Linked DNA regions of Homo sapiens: region 1 is linked to region 2. A link is a loop called in an ENCODE intact Hi-C map of the cell type or tissue named here. Cell type or tissue: Panc1. All regions are shown on one strand. Each heading gives the region's core, and the rest is flanking DNA. Links, peaks and the distances in the headings are about the cores only.

Region 1 (8,344 bases), core at 135-8,134, 290 kb after region 2:
ATGGAGTTCCAAATACCCACTTGTAAGTCTCATGTAAGTACAAGCATTACTGAAAGGCGTATGTGAATTAAGAGGAATAATCTTTCTTCTGGGTTTGGAGGCAAACCATTTACCAGCATTTGGTTTTCAGGTTTCAAAAAAAAGTTTTTCCCTTGATGTTCAGATACTAGCTCATTTCACCGATCTGTCTGGTTTCTTGAATTTCATAGCAGAATTCAAACAATGTCCACTAAGTCTGAGTCATGTAGGGAGGTTTTTGGCAGCTAAATCTGTACACCCAAGGGTGCTTTCTGTTTTATTAATTAATTAATTATTATTTAAGTCCAAAGCTGTTTTATTTTCACTGGGTCACATTTTGATCCATAACATTCCACTTTTTGAAGGGAAGTGCCAGTTCGCATTTAGTCTGGTGGGATTCCAAGTGGCCATGAGCCACTGATTATTCAGCAGACACTAAAGACGTGTGAGCCTCTTCTTGCTGATTCCTTCCGCTAGAAGAATGCACTTTCCTGATAAATGAAATCTGGAAACCTCTCTTCTCTTTAATTTGCGTGAGGGAATTAGGCAGAGGGCCTACAAGGATTAGGAGGGCTCTTGTACCATTCATCTGGAGTCGCACAGCAGTCACAGAGCTCTGTGGAGATGGCGCCATCTCCACCATATTCAACATGGAAATGACTCTGTAATCGAACTCCATTAGACACTAAGGCTGAGCCTCCCTCAAGTAAGAAATTTAAATATTTGGGAATATTATCTGGGAAATTTGGCTTTAAAAAACATTCACCTGATATATTTGGGTGATTCATTAAAAAATCATTCTCCAGAAGTTAAAAATATTCAAAGAATGACCTGGATTCTTCCTTCCTGTTGATATGTAAGGACATATTCTAAAATACACACATTGTATTCTAATTGCTTAGCCACTGAATTTCAATTCTTTCTCTGGAAAGAGGTCAGATTGACTTAGAGAAGAGAGAGGTCTAGGTCTCGTGCCTGGCCATTCTCCAAAGCCTTGGTCTTGCATCTCTACCCACCTGCTGGATATTTGAACTTGGATGTCTAGTAGTCATCCCAAAGCCCAGCTAGCTCTCAGCTCCAATCTCCCCTTTTCCCCCTAACTGGCCTTCTCCTGATTCCCCTCACTGCCTGTCGCACCAACTCTCTCTGCTGCCTTCTTTTCTTTTGTCCTGCATAGCCATGAGTCCCCAGGGCTTGCTGGGCATTCCTTTGCACTATCTCTCACACCCCACCCTTCCTTTCTATTCCCATTGCCTCCAGACCCCTGCTGCTTCAAGCCTGGATGATTATAATAGCATCCTAACTAATCGCTTACTTGTTTCTCCCCCTCCAATTCACTGCTGCCACAGTAATCTCCCTAAAACACCATTTAATCATGCCAAACCCTTAATTAAAAATCTTCATTATCTCTTCATTACCACCAGGATAAAGTCCAAGCGCCTTAGTTTCCTTCCACTATCTGGCCTCAATCCACATTTCCAGCTTACTGCCCACTATTTCCCCACAGTTTTTGTAGACTCCACGAAAACCAGTCTAACCACACCATTCACCCACGTGGAATGGTTTCTCCAGGTCTACTGAGATTTGTGTGTATTCCTTGAGGCCCACGTGAAGTCCTTCCGCCTTTTGTGAGGCTTTTTCTCTGGGCAACTGTGTCCTCCTTAGAGCTCCCAGAATACTCAGTGTTCTTTACCACGGTCTGTCATTATTTAGTTTTTGAAGTACTTGTGTTTTCTGCCTACTAAACTGTGTCTTGAGATCAGATACATCTTTATATCTCCCTCTCATTATAATCACCACTACCACACCCTGACAACCATCCCAATAAATTACAATTATGATGTGATCTGGTTATATGATGTTTGGGGTTTGATAGCCAAAGAAAATAACTGTTGTAATATGTCCATTGTGATTCTTTTTATTTGGGACAACTGATATGGGCAATTGGAATGCTATATTATGAAGGGAATTATTTGGTGAATGCATACTCAGTTGAATTTAGCCAATCCCAAAGAAATATAGTTAAAGAAGAAGTGCTGGGGAAAATCATTTGTAGGGAAAGATTGCAATACTCTACACTCCTAAGGACTATGGAATACAATGGAGAAAACCCTTGTGCACAGCTGTAGAATAGTAGAGAGGTTAAAGGGAAAGTGGACACAATTGTGTTACTAAGTTACCATTTCCTTTTAAATTCAGAAATGTGTACCTCTGCCCTCTTTGCATTTATGTTAGACCCACATTGGAGTAAGGCACACAACACCAGGATGGAGAAGCATCAGACGGCTGTCATGATTCTCTTTTGTCTTTTGGTTCTGATTAGATATAGGTACCTCAAACTGAGGAGGACTTAATGGATAAAGAACAAAACCAAACCAGCAAGTGTCTTCCCTTCTCTGTGCTAGCCAAGAGTGCATTTCACTTCAAGGGCCTTGGACCTTATAGTGCACTTCAACTCACTGTATCCCTGCATCTCTAAGATCCTGCAGGAGTTAAGTGCTCTCCTGGTTCCCATGGCATCCTGAGATCAGGCACCCATAATCTCATGTGCTCTGATCATGGGAGTAAGAATCTTCCTTAGGGTCATTTGTGTACAGAATGCCTCCTTTCTCCACTTTCCTCCCACTTGCTGGGGAAGAGCTGTCAGGAAACAGACTTCATAAGAAAGCAACATCCAGTGGTTGGAGATGCTGGATTTTTTTTCATTTTCCTTTCCTTTTTTTTCATTTTTGTTTTTGGTCTTAAAACACATTTTCCCCCACCGGGAAACAGGAATCTGGGCCACGTGTGCATTGGCATTGTCTCTGGAAGCCAGAGGTACAAACAATCACATCTACAGTTACCACACCCCTGGGCACCAGCTAGAGGTCTTCTCATGTTGTCAATGTCCCTACTGCACAGCTGTCATCTGAGGAGTCCCCAAGAACTAGCTGATGCTCTCCAACCTGCTTATATCATCTTTCCCAAAGGGTCCTCTGCAACAGGCTTTTCTTTGTTTCTCCCAGTAAAACATTAAAACAGTATTTCAGTCAATGAGATCTGAGGTCACACTATGTGTGCAAGACACCCAGAAGACATCATTTTTAAAAACTCAGATTCATTTGGAGCCAGTGAACTCACATTCACATGACTTGAGGTTGTCTTCAGGTTAAGGTGACATATAAACACTTATGAATTACAAATTATTAATATAGTATGTTACTGAAGGAAGTAATCTGAGTTCAAAGTTGCCCTAAAAGTGTTAAAGTTGAGGAAAATATTGATGCAGATGAAAGAAAATAGAGAAACATGGTATATAAAAACACATGGAGCTGAGTTGGAGTAATTTCTTCAATAAGGATGGGAGTTTAAGAGAATTCTGAATGGAAGTTCCTTTTCCCATCAGGCTTGAAACACAAATTTAGTCTAATGCATCGTTGCATCCATGTCAAACAGCTTAGTGCCAGGCATAGAGTAGGTGTGCAATAAATGTCTCACCTACAATTGGTGCATGAAAAATTAAGTGTTGCAAGATCAAATATATCAAATAAAAATTAGCATATTTCTAACCTTCCTCTATTTTGGTTTAAAATTTTTTATCTTCTTGACTTTTTGACAGGGCTGAGCGGCCAAATGTAAAGGCAGGCCTGTGTTGATTATTATTTATTGCACACCTGTAATGGTCTACTTGGCACATGAGGGTTGTGAGAATCAGATGAGAGGCCATGTTATTGCCTAAGAAAGATAATACAACCAAAGCATGTTTAAAAGCTTTTTGCTATTGGATGGACACTAAGGTCTTCAGAGAAAAGATAAGGGCATCTTCTAAATCACTCATGTGCTATAGATAACGTCTTTATTTAAAAAGTTCAATTTTCCCAAGGTTTTTCCCTCCAGGTCAAAATAACAGTTGCCCTTTCTTGCCTGGATACCTTGCATAACGTACCTTCCAGACTAAAGAGGTAACTGTAATAATTTCCCTCCCCTTGGAAGGGCATATATAGCACAGACCAGAAATATGACTGGAACAACCATTCTTTAGAGAGGAGAAAATATGGAGGCCTTGCTCTCTGTGTGATGCTGGAGGTCTCCACAGTAGCAGCGTGCTAATTGGTGAACTGTGCACCTGCAGATAGCGGGGCAACTCTCTTTGTGACCTCTAGGCACAGGAGCGCCACCTAGTGAGGAAATCCCACTTCAAAACTTTCCAAGCAAAACCACCCCTACTTTATTCATTTCACTTTTCCTTGAAAAATAATTCTTTTAAGCTCACACAAACATGCTTATAATTTTAAATATTTTAATAAAGAATCCTAACTTCAGAGTAAAAATACTAGAGCTAGTCAAATACATTGTGAATCAGGAAATTCACTTTGTATTACTAACAATTTCTTTCAAATTTCTTTTCACCCATGTGTATTTTCAAAAATGCTGATAGGGTATTTTGAAATATAAAGAAAACCTTCAAAACTCTGGAAGAAAATAAAAGAGGCATGGAAGAGGGGTTGGGAATAGAGTGGAGAGAAACAGAAACAAGACTTCATTATATGTCATATATTGCTTGTTTATTTTTGAACTGTGTGAATGTACTGCTAATAAAAAAATTAAGTTAAAACAGAGAAGACAGCACGTATTCATGTTGCAAGTAGTCATTCCATTTCAGCAAAAACAATATCACCAGTCACATTAAATTTATTTGACAGTTTGCAAAGAAAATGCATCCTTCCCATGAGATTCAAGAATTATCTCCAATTACTTATCTGCTAAATGTAGATGGGTACATATAAAAAGTTGATCTCTCTCTCTCTCTCTCATCCCTCTCTCTCTCCTTTCTCTCTCTCTCTCTCTCACACACACACACACACACACACACACTTCCTCTGAGTTTCTTACATCTGACACAAGCAGATATCTCAGCTATTGATTTTTTTAAAAAAATACTTAAGTCAATGGTACTCAACTTCCTTGGACAAGCTCTGTCAAGTGTTTTACCTAATTTTACCCTTGGACATACTAACTAAAAAAAAAACAATGGATGTTAAAAGTTACAAAGCGAAGTTCAAAGGACATGTCTTTCAGGTTGCCCACAACTGCTGAAGGCAGGCTCCCATTTATCTTCTGCTACTTAGAACTTGTGCAAAATGTGGCTTATTGTCATGACAAAGACACAAACTCAGAAACTGTCAGGCCAGGCCTTGTCAGCGTTCCTGAGATGCCAGGCCACCCGTCAGTGTGTCTGGGAGGGGCAGACCACAGTCATGCCTTCCAGCACACCTCACAAGGTTTGATAATTTGCTTTGAGGTTATTTTATAAAAAGCCAAACTGTCTACTTAAAAAATGTGAAGATGAACGTGTTGTTTTGAAGATTTTTTTTTGCCTCTATTTGCGGTTGAATTTTTTCTGTCCAGAGATCATTTTACGATTAGCTAAAAGACCCTAAAGGCTCCAAAATTGTTTTTATAAAATGGGAAGAAAGCAATATTCAAGAAATTAGGCAACTTTTGCTAAGTAAGCAAATGCACTTTTTTTCGAGTTTGTTTTGGAATTTTGAATCAGATTGCCAGTGAATAAAAGCCATACTATCACTGCATTTTACTGTGATTTGCTTTTGGTATGAATATTTGGAAAAATATTGCCTTTGTGCCACATTTAAAGCATTATAATGGAAAATAAAAGAACAGGTTTGGGATTTTGCATATAAACTGCAGATTGTGGCCTGAACATAATCTAATCTTAACAGTATATGTTGCTGTACCTACTGCCAAGTGTAAGTACCATCTTCTGTTACATATATATAAATAAAAACTATAGGCCAGGCGCGATGGCTCATGCCTGTAATCCCAGCACTTTGAGAGGCCGGGGCAGGTGGATCATGAGGTCAGGAGATCGAGACCATCCTGGCTAACACGGTGAAACCCCGTCTCTACTAAAAAATACAAAAAATTAGCCGGGCCTGGTGGTGGGTGCCTGAAGTCCCAGCTACTCAGGAGGCTGAGGCAGGAGAATGGCGTGAACCCGGGAGGCGGAGCTTGCAGTGAGCCGAGATCGAGCCACTGCACTCCAGCCTGGGCGACAGAGCGAGACTCTGTCTCAAAAAAAAAAAAAAAAAAAAAACTATAGAGAATAGTAAAAAATAACTTCAGCAATTATTATATGACATGTTTCAACAATTTTTCTTTACTAATATTCCCTTAAAGTATTAGATTAAATACAGGCTGATAGCTAAAAACAAGAGAATTGAAGTAAAGGTGTGTTGAGACTTTTTAGATACATACATTTCTACCTCTCACTGTATAAGCTTGTGGTTTTAATTAAATGCTATAAAATAGAGTAGAATCAATGACAAGGCCATTATTCCGTAAAAATGGACTAGATTTGAGAGTGTTATTTATCTGACAATTGGTTTTGACATTATAAAAAAAGGGGAAAGTATGTACTATTACAACTGTTTAATAATATCTGGATTATAACTCTAGTCACATAGTTGCAAAGCTAAAAAGAGGTGAAACTGAACCATTCTCTAGTAAACTCATGCCAATATCCCATCTAAACTGTTGTACAATCATCCTCTTTATTTCATATCTGACTGTTCTGAAATTGTTCTTAGAGCAACGACTGTGATCCAACATTTAGTAATGGATCACTTAAGTAGAACATGTCCCTGCCCCACAAATCAGTCAGAATTTGATACTGGATTCTCAACTAGAAACTACTCATATTGCTAGAGCTATAAGCAATATGAAAAAAATCTTCGTTTTTGTATATACATGATTCTCAAGTTATTATTTTCTCTAAAAGTATTATCCATTTTGGTTGCTTAGTTCTTTATAGCTGAGAAAGAGTCTAGCATTCTTTTGGGGCTTTTTGAGACACTGTTGCCCAGGCTGGAGAGCAGTGGTACAACCTCAGTACAACCTGCAGCCTCAACTTCCTGGGTTCAAGCAATCCTCCCACCTCAGCCTCCCAAGTAGCTGGAACTACAGGTGTGCAACAGCATATCCAGCTAATTTTTAATTTTTTATAGAGATGAGATCTCCCTATGTTGCCTCAACTGGTGCTGAACTCCTGAGCTCAAGCGATTTCCCCTCCTTGGCCTCCCAAAGTGCTGGGATTACAGGCATGAGCCACGGCACCCTGCCTAGCATTCTTTATAAAATATTACAACTATTTCTTTTCAGAAAATTGCTGCATGTTATGATAAGACATTTTGTCATGAACTAGGTGGATTTATATGGGAGAAATTATTTGTAGCTCACTCTTCAATTAATAAATAGAAATGCTGGTTGTTTCAACTGGACCATTTTTAAAAGTGAATTGGAGCTAATTATTAAACTTTCTATTCAGAATTCTACCTAGAACTAAACAGCAGATATATTAGCAAAATCATTTAAATTAGACAAAACTATGATTAATATATAATTCTTACAAACACATGATTACATACTGCATGACCTAAAGCACTACAACACTACTCTCAACATATTCTGTGAAAATTTCACTAACTTCCTAAGGAATTCCATTTTTCTTTGTAAATCTGTTTAAATCACTAGCTATCCCAGCAAGTACCTTAGCTGGAAAGTTAAACATGGAATTTTTCTCAGTAAGACTTTCCTTTCTTCATTCATTCATTCCTCCACAAATAATGGATGAGTTGTACATCAATGAACAAATATACATTGAGTACGTAATCAGTGCCAAAATGAAAATATACTTATAAATTGATGTGAGTGAGATGCAGGAAAAGAATAGGGTGCGCTGAAGAATAATAGAATTACCTACTTTAGATGGGGTCTTCAGAGAGACCTCTTTGAGGAAGCAACATGTAAGTCACCTGAAGAATGAACCTGCAGCAGCCAGGTGATGAGTGAGGCGGGGTAGATAAACAATGATTTTTTTTGGTATAAATTTGCAATATTTGGGGCATATTTCCACTAAAAAAAAATATTTGGTGGCCAGGCACAGTAGGCTCATGCCTGTAATCCCAGCACTTTGGGAGGCCAAGGTGGGTGGATCACCTGAGGTCAGGAGTTTGAGACCAGCCTGGCCAACATAGCGAAAACCCATCTCTACTATACAGAAAGTAGCTGGGTGTGGTGGCGCATGCCTGTAATCCCAGCTACTCAGGAGGCTGAGGCATGAGAATTGCTTGAACCCGGGAGGTGGAGGTTGCAGTGAGCCGAGATGGAGTCACTGCACTCCTGCCTGGGTAACAGAGGAAGAGAAAGAAAGAAAAGAAAGGAAAGAAGAAAGGAAGGAAAGAAGGAAGGAAGGAAGAAAGGAAGGGAGAAAGAGAAAGAGAGAGAGAAGGAAGGAAAGGAGAAAGAGAGACAGAGAGAAGGAAGGAAG
Region 2 (8,344 bases), core at 84-8,083:
GAGAGCAGTTTCCTCATCTGTAATAAAGTAAGCATGACGGCCTCATGGGTATCATTTTGTGGATTAAGTGGACTAACATTTCAAATACCCCCAGCCTAGGGGTAGGTCCTTGAAAATATTAATTTTCCTCTCAACTATGTGAAAGTTGGTGAGTTTGGACCACCTTTGGGAACTGAATTTGAATGACTCAATGGACAAAATGCCATTTGGAATCTCTGATTCCATTGGCCAGAGGGACACTGCAGTCCTAAAGGAAAGCATTGAGTCAGCACCTAGTAAATTATGAATTACTCTTTCTCTTCTCTAGCAGTAGCAACCAATGAGAGGCATTAATTTTAATAAATGCAATGTAACTCCATTCAGGAACGGTCTTCATTCCCAAGGTTTGATCAGTGGCTAGAGCTAGTAGGTGCTCAATAAACATTTGCAGAACAAATGCATGAATAAATGACTCCCAATACCTGATCTCTTTTCTCTTCCCTACCCTTTATGTCCAGCATTTGTATAATTTATACCCATATCTTAAACATTTTTTTCATGTACTTCTCCTGGATTTTCCTATCTCCTTGTCAAAGGTCAAGAGAACTCCCTCATCTAAACTAACACTGAACAGATTCTTCATTTAATTTTCAGTACATGTTTCCAGTGCATAACCACTGCTCTCCTCAGCTCTTAGTAGCTTTGATACATGGGATTTCCTCCACAGAGCTCCTCAGCTTCTCCATATGGACTCCTTATATGCACCCCCCATCCCGTCACTACTTTTCCCATCAATGCTACCAACATAGTCCTTTCCCGAGGGAAACCCTAAGTGATTCCTGGTCCAAGTGGTTGACAGTCAGACTAGCTTTTGATTCAGAAGTGTTTCACCAGGAGAGCCATTTGGGCCCGTTCCTCTAAATGAACTCTAACAGTTACACTGGAAGGGACAGCTTCTTTAATGCCATTCTCTATTTCCCAATGTCAGATTTTAAAACTCAAGGGAAAGTGATATTTATGTCTTATATATGCTCCTGCCTATGATTGTTTTTAAAATGTAATTGAGGAACAGAGGGAAGAAAACACCCGCTATTAAAAGAATTAAGCCAGAGTAGCAACCTCTCCGTGGAAGGTTTTAGTATTCCTGATAACCTGCTCCTTGATTCCTGCCACCCAATTTCCCAATTTCCAAGCCAGAAGAAATGATCATTTAAACAACAAAAACATAATTTTTAAAAAATCAAGAAAATATAGGGGGTAATGGTAGGAAGCCTGTTTTAGTTTTTCTGTGCTAATAGTCTATCTTCAAAATTATAAGACTTCAATACAACTCACTGGACATAAGGGAAGACAGAGGGATAAACATAAACCTGTATTTTTGTCACATTTGACAGGTCAGACTGTTGGTTACTATTTTAAAGGGGCTTTGCATTTATTAAATATTCCATTTACATATACTGTCACAGGTCTGCATTTACAAATGCGCTGTTTTGCATGCATTTTCAGACTGAGAAAATGCAAACCTAATGGGCTCAGCTTCTTGACATTCCACCTCCTTCTCGGTGAAAGTGTTACTTTAAAAATCAACAGCTAAAAAATTAATTGGCCCAGGCGTTTTTAAAGCAAAGATCAGAACAAACGTTTACTGTTTCTTTTGAGGTCTGCACATAATTCAATATTTTAAAATTGAAAAATATGCTGCCTCATGGACCACACTGAGAATGTGGCCTTTGGAAATTTTGGAACAAGCAAATAAAAAAATTTTTAAAATGTAGGCAATATAGAAATGAAAGTAGTCAAAATATGCTCTTCATTGAATGCATCAACATTTCCAGCATTATGACCTATAAAGGTTATAGTTTTGAATGTATTTTAAAAGGTCAGAGCCCCAAGTTCTGGGCGGATGATCACCTTCTGGACAGTACCTAGTAGTTGATAATCTGTAGGATTCACGGTCTTTAAACCGTCATTGACAGGACAGCTCAGATGAGTTCTAGGGAAGCTATTATAGCCAGTTGGAGAAGTAATGCATGCATTTAAAATACATTAAGTATTGTTATGCAGCCATTCATTGCTTCCAACAAAATAAAATGTTTTATAAAACTGCCTGAACCGTGACCGGCTTCTGCCTAGCACGGTGTCTGGTGCTCAATAAATATTTAGTGAATGAAATAAGTATTTGCTAATGTTGATTTCTTTCTTTCTTTTTTAATGATAAAACCAAGCCTACAGAGCTGTTACACCTCTGAGCAAGTGGAAATCCATAGAGTAAATGAAAGGGTTTTGATTTGGGGGCTTACCATCCTGTAAGCTAAAATGGGTAGTCCTTAAGGTTGAAGAGTGGAAATGGATCAAGCAAGAAGTTTGCACCCTCCCCACTACCCCACGCCCTCCCAGAACTATTCTTAACCTGAAATAACACTCACTAGCTCAAGTTCAGAAATTCAAAACAAGAGCTGGGTGCAGGATAAGATTTCAACTTCAGTTTTTGCCCGGCACAACTGACTTTTGTACTTTCCACCCCAAGACTCCTCCCCGAGATCAGAGCTTTGTGCAGCCTCTTCTTAAGTTACAGGGAGTTAGAGCAAAAGGGCATCTCCCGTAATGGAGCTGCAAGGAATCCCTTGCTTAGGCGCTCACGGTTATCTCTCATTCTCCCTCTCCCTTTTTCCCCGGGAACGTGAAATGCTGAGATGGAAATCCTAGGGTGAAGATCTGGGGTCCATGAATGCAGACCGAGCAGAGCTGAGGTTTGAACGACGCCTGTCTGCGGGCAGCGGAGCAGGCGCTCCCGGGAGCTTGGAGGGCGGGGATGGGAAACCTAAGAAATGCCTGGAGCCGGGTTACAGAGCCGCCCCTCGGGCACACAGCGGCCGCAGCGGCAGCCAGGAGCTCGGTGCAGAGGAACAGGGGAGGATACGCGAAGCAAATAACCCAAGTCTCCATCGGACGCCTTAACATCACCGGGAGCTGCGCGCACCCCGCGCCTCCCCCATCCCATTCCCGAGGGCCCGGGAGTTGCAGGGCCTGGCACGGGGTATCCCCGCCGAAGTCGCCCTTTCCCCGGGGACGGCAGCAGCCTCGCTCCTCCCGGGTCTCCAGGATTCAATTCGTTGCCCGCTCCTAGCTTCCCTCTGCTCTGCGACGGCCCCCACTTTTTGTAGCCCCCAAAAGCACGCAGGACCCCACATCCCCAGGAGAGGCCCTGCGGTGTTAGGGCGAGGACAGAAGGGGGAGCTAGGGACGGCGCCTACGTCCTGCGGGGAACTGGGGTGGAGGGGAGGATGGGGGAAACGGGGCCTGCAGAGTCGCCCCTGCCTCTGTGCAGCGTGGAGGCGCCAAAAGCCGAGAAGGAAATGCTCTCTGCCTTCGCCCCCAAACTTCTACTGGCCCGGCTTGCAGTGGCGAACCCCTGCAGGTAGCCGAGCGTGTGGAGAACGCCCTGGCCGGGACCCCTCGGAGGCTGCGGGTGGGCGGGACTGCGGCGAAGGGGACCCCGGCCCGACCCCAGGCGCCACCCTCCGCGGCTGCCCCGTGCGTCCCAGGCCGGGTAATTAGGAGCCCAGCCAGGTGCGCCCCGCAGCCCTACACTTTGTGGGGCTCGACCATGGAAAGCGCCGTGTCATCAGTCTGCAGGGAGTTGCCAAATGACAGAGCTCCCGGCCGCCCCGGCGCCGGCGCCCCGAGTCTCGGCCGCGCAGCCCTGCCGGGCGCCCGCAGAGGAGGCTAAGCTGCAGCCCACGCGGCGGCCGCCGGGTGCCTGCTCCGGGTCTGCGGCGGCGCCCGTGCGGGCGAGAGAAGGAGGCCGAGCGGTCCCACCCGCCCTGCTCCGAGGGACCCCCGGGGTCCCGGCTGGCAGGGAAGGAGACCTGTTGAAAACTCTTAACGCCAACTTGAAAGACAATCAAGTCGCCCGAGCAAAACCCACTCTCCAATCTGTTTTCAAGTGTCATAAACGCTGCACTGCAGTAAGATTGCTGCTCCCTTAAATGGGCCAATAATTTCCAGCTCTCGCCCACAAATTCCCCCAACAGGGGATTTCAATGTAACGCAATTCAAATAAGTAAAAACCACTTTATTGCTTTTCGAAAATTCGCATGCATTTATTCCGCTTAAAATTTGATATAGGGCATTTTTTTTTGTATTACCATTTATCGCTTGCCAAGAAATAATTAAGAATAGGAGCTCGAAGATTAATTTTAAATAAAAAATCTTCTCAAATGAAAATGTCAGGTCATAAAAATTCCTTTTAAATAACAGCATATAAATCTTTGAAATTAACCATGTAATTACAATGTCTATCAACTTTTACCTTGAGCTTTGAGCCTCTCTTTTTAATCTCCCATTCTTTTTTAATGAATAGCTATTTTGAAATTAAAAAGTACTGTTCATTACACATGCCCCACTATAATAGGGTTTTTATCATATTTGCTGTATGTAAAAATACTTGCTACTTTGTAATTATTCACACGCCGATCCTTTCCTATATTGAGTGGAAAATAAAAAATGAAATAGAAGTCAAAGGTGCTTTAGAGCTGAATGATTTACACAATTCATTAAGGACGGTGATTTTTCAGTTAGCATCAGATTAAATGGTTACTTACTCTCAAATAGCCCTTGGGGACTTGAATTGCTGGGTAGCAAACAGATTAAAGTTTGCATTGAAAGAAAAATTGAATTCAGAGGTAATCAATAGCATAATAGGGGCAGTGAGTGGTGCCTGCTGCCTGAAATGAAATTACCATATTTTTAATCTTAATTTTCCACTCTGTTTATCTGACAGTGTGGATGTGCAATCCAAACAGATAATGAGAGAGTGGGATATTGACACCGCTGTCCTCTGGAGTGCTTGTTTTCAGTGATTAAATGCTGTGATCTGTGATTACTTTGTGCAGGGATGTCAGGGCTGCTGGCCAGAACCATGGGAGGGGCACTAGCTCAGCAGCTGTAGCTCCCGACTCTCCCAGGTCCTAATGTCTGAAATTCATTTTCCACCAGTAATATAGAAAAATAAAGATTACCTATTTATGTATATACTTTGGCTGCACAAATTACAATAGTTAATCCCATTATTATTGTTGTCCTGACTCAAAAACGTTTTAATTAGATCGATATGTAGTGAACCCTCTCTGTAAGTTCTGTATTAATGAGCTAACAAACTTGCTTCTTACAGGAAGAGGTAAGTTATAGAAAGCAATAGGTTGGGAAACTTTGAAGGGAAAGTGTATTGTCATTAGAGAAGCAGTAGAGAGGAGACTGGGGCATTGTTAAAGAAATCTAGCCCCAGAGGCTGTAATTATATAACAAGCTGTGATAATTTTAAAAAATGCAAATAGTTTTCTTTGGGTATTGGGAGAAAGTCTTCGTGTGCATTTAATCAAATTAATACCTCTAGCCAAGTAAAAATACCGAATCACAAAATTTTAAAGTTATATAAATCCTATATGCTCAAAATACAGTATCTTTGGATATCTAAATGCACCATGGTGATTAGTATAATCGGGATGAATACCTTATATCGAAGGCATTATTGCATTCTGCAGTGAGGAAATTTACAATGCTTCACGTTAGAGAACATATTATGGGTGCATCATTTGAATTTGAATTCACTTGACCCTGCTGTGTGAATAGATTTACATTAGATGATGGCTATCTACCATCTATACCAACAACCTGCACTGTCCAGCAAAGACACTGTGTAAAGTCTGCGTGTGTTTAGAGAATTTGGTAATTATGCATAGTTAATTAATTTATCCTCCCTTGATACATCTGTGTACCCAAATAAAAAGGACTGAAGAAAGGGTGATGGGCAGCACTGGCTATCTGATAATAGATTATTACACAGTATTTATTTCTCCAAATTGGAGAGTAGTCATAATACACAAGTAATGGTACCATACCTCATTCAATCTTTCCTTAACCTTGGCTGCAGGCATTGTCTTCAGTTCCTAGTGCACATAATAACTTTATTTTTTTCTCAATCATTTCTGATATGCAAAACTCTCTGGTAAGGGAAAGGGAGCCCTAGGCTAAGTACACAGAAATAAAGAGTGAAAACTCACTTTGTGAAAAAGGTGACTGAGCTCCACCACTGGGTGTGAATTCAAGTTTATCAATTCCGTAATTGGCAGCGTCCCACAAAAAAAAAAAAAAAAATCCCCAACTTCCTCAAATTCCCTAACTTCTCCAGTTCGACCCAACTGGTTGAAATTGGAAAGTTTTAATAAATTAATATGTTAACCATTGAGTGGCCACAGGCTACTCTGATCTTATCGCATGTATTACTGATAAAGAAACTGGAGAGGAAATCTATGCTCATAAAAATATTGACCAATGACTTTTGCTCAGTTTCATATTTTAAGCATAGACTAAGGAGATTCCTATGTGTTATATAAACCCACAATGAGAGTGGCACATCTCCATTTTACCACCTGCTTTAGATGTGCTCTGTATGCTGTGTTATTTTGTAAATTGTACATTGTAAAATGTAAAGACAGGTTACATGGGATCCACACAATAAATGAATATAATCGAGTCCCAAGGAATCTTTATCATGGTGCTGGAATAAGCTTAAAATTTTTGCTTAGAGTCTTTTTATTTTTTATTTTTATTTTTTAAATTTATTTATTTTTATTTTATTATTATTATACTTTAAGTTTTAGGGTACATGTGCACAATGTGCAGGTTAGTTACATATGTATACATGTGCCATGCTGGTGTGCTGTACCCCTTAACTCGTCATTTAGCATTAGGTATATCTCCTAAAGCTATCCCTCCCCACTCCCGAATCTTTTTTTAAAATCACAGAAAGATGTATCAGCCAGATTAACAGAATTTAGGCTGAGCCTTTCACATAGAGTTTCAGTACCATTTTGACAATTTATTCAGTATTCAGAAGAATCCATAAACTTGAATATAAACTACATACAGTCCTGTCTTTATTACAACAAACTCATCCAATTTTTTGATAACTTGTATTGTGTTCCCTAAAATTTTTTTTATCAATACTTAAACATGCTGATTCTCATAGCAATGGAATACGGCTGATATATATCCTTTGACATGGAAAGTAGTCAAAATGCTATTGGAACTTTTTCCCTATCTTCTGACTACCTCTGTAATCCAACTGAAACGTAGGTTTTCTAAGGATATAAAAGCCTTCCTCTACCCTTATACCTGCAGTCACCATTCGAAGTTTATTGAGCTTTAGAGCAGACAAAGACTGAGAAAATCCAAACCAATCTCTTTCCTTTCACTTTCTAAATCCTGACATGGTCCATCACCTTTTAAAAATAGTGAGCTGGCCTTCTCCAAAAAGGAGAAAAGAAGCAAATCTAATGGAAAACAGTAGAGAAGGATAATCTAATCTTTAAATAAGGAGACATGTTTCTGAAAGCTTAAGAAGGGCAAGTTTCACACTGATGTCATCTTCTCCTGAAAAATGTGAGCCCTCCAGGAGGTGGAGAGGGAAATATTAATGCTATTAATCCATTGTCCTCGAATCCTTCCTAAATAGATGAGATTTGAGGGAAGGCTCTAGATCACAAGAAGTAGAAGTATTCATGGAAAACAAATGGTTTTCTCCTGATTGGCATTTAGCTTGTTCAGCCATTAACAAGCCAGTCCCTGGAAGAGCCTGAATGTTCCAGTGAACCACACACACAAATGACTGGCAGTTACTTCCTAGACGTGACCCAAGCTTTCCTTCCAAGCCAATCTGTCATGACCCGAAGAAGAAGGAAAATGTACTTATCTCTGACTCTGGAAGTGAAAGTTTATTCTGGGACATCGCTAAGTTGAGTCACATCTCAAGTACATTTTGCATTAAGGAAACAAATCCCAAAAGGGTTTCCTCAAGAAATGGTGGCTCTGTTGGACCCAGTGACAACAGTGCAAATACTTCCATCAATTTTTTCACCTCGAGAGGCCAGATTTTTTTGTTGTTGTTGTTAAGTTTTGAAGACTTTGCTTCCCTGTAGCCTTGGGGACAATTGTGGCAGTAAAAACTAAAAAATAAAGCCACCCATGATGCAAAGAGAGAAGTGACCATTTCTGCAGAGTGGACATAATGAATAGATAATGAGCTTCATAAAGCCTGCATGGAGACACATCTGAGTTACTGATTGCTCTATCACTCATGCCAGGCACAGTGCCTGGCACACAGCAGATAGTAACTATGTGCTTAAATGAATATACAGATACAGCAAACGTTTGAGAACTGCCAGGTCATTTTGATTTTTAAGTGTCATTAGTAAGTCCAGAACTTGAATATTTAAATTATGGTGAAAAGTCAATATTTTCAGGGCTTTCAGTATTTCCTACCTATACTCTATCTAAAAGTTCATTATTCTCCTAAACAACTTAA

Evidence for each region. A loop is a pair of places that touch in the nucleus more often than their neighbours do. Peaks named below come from ENCODE experiments on the same cell type or tissue, not always from the same donor. Only the 100,000 strongest peaks of a DNase experiment are listed, where the experiment ranks them.
Region 1: it touches region 2 in a loop (11-fold over the local background); 3 of 110 quality-filtered maps call a loop at or near these places.

The regions. Positions count from the first base shown.
Region 1 is chr13:94,670,893-94,679,236 of GRCh38, reverse strand. No RefSeq gene overlaps it. Among named protein-coding and RNA genes, the nearest start is that of LINC00391, 33 kb to the left of the region's middle. In Panc1, for the core only: CTCF peaks have their summits at 3,949 and 4,148 (motif pointing left); a DNase peak (open chromatin) is centred at 4,156.
Region 2 is chr13:94,963,116-94,971,459 of GRCh38, reverse strand. No RefSeq gene overlaps it. Among named protein-coding and RNA genes, the nearest start is that of LINC00557, 7.2 kb to the right of the region's middle. RefSeq lists enhancers at 3,864-5,198, 3,895-5,250. In Panc1, for the core only: a CTCF peak has its summit at 3,228 (motif pointing right); no DNase peak of the experiment used is centred there; H3K4me3 peaks cover 1,917 bases; H3K27ac peaks cover 298 bases.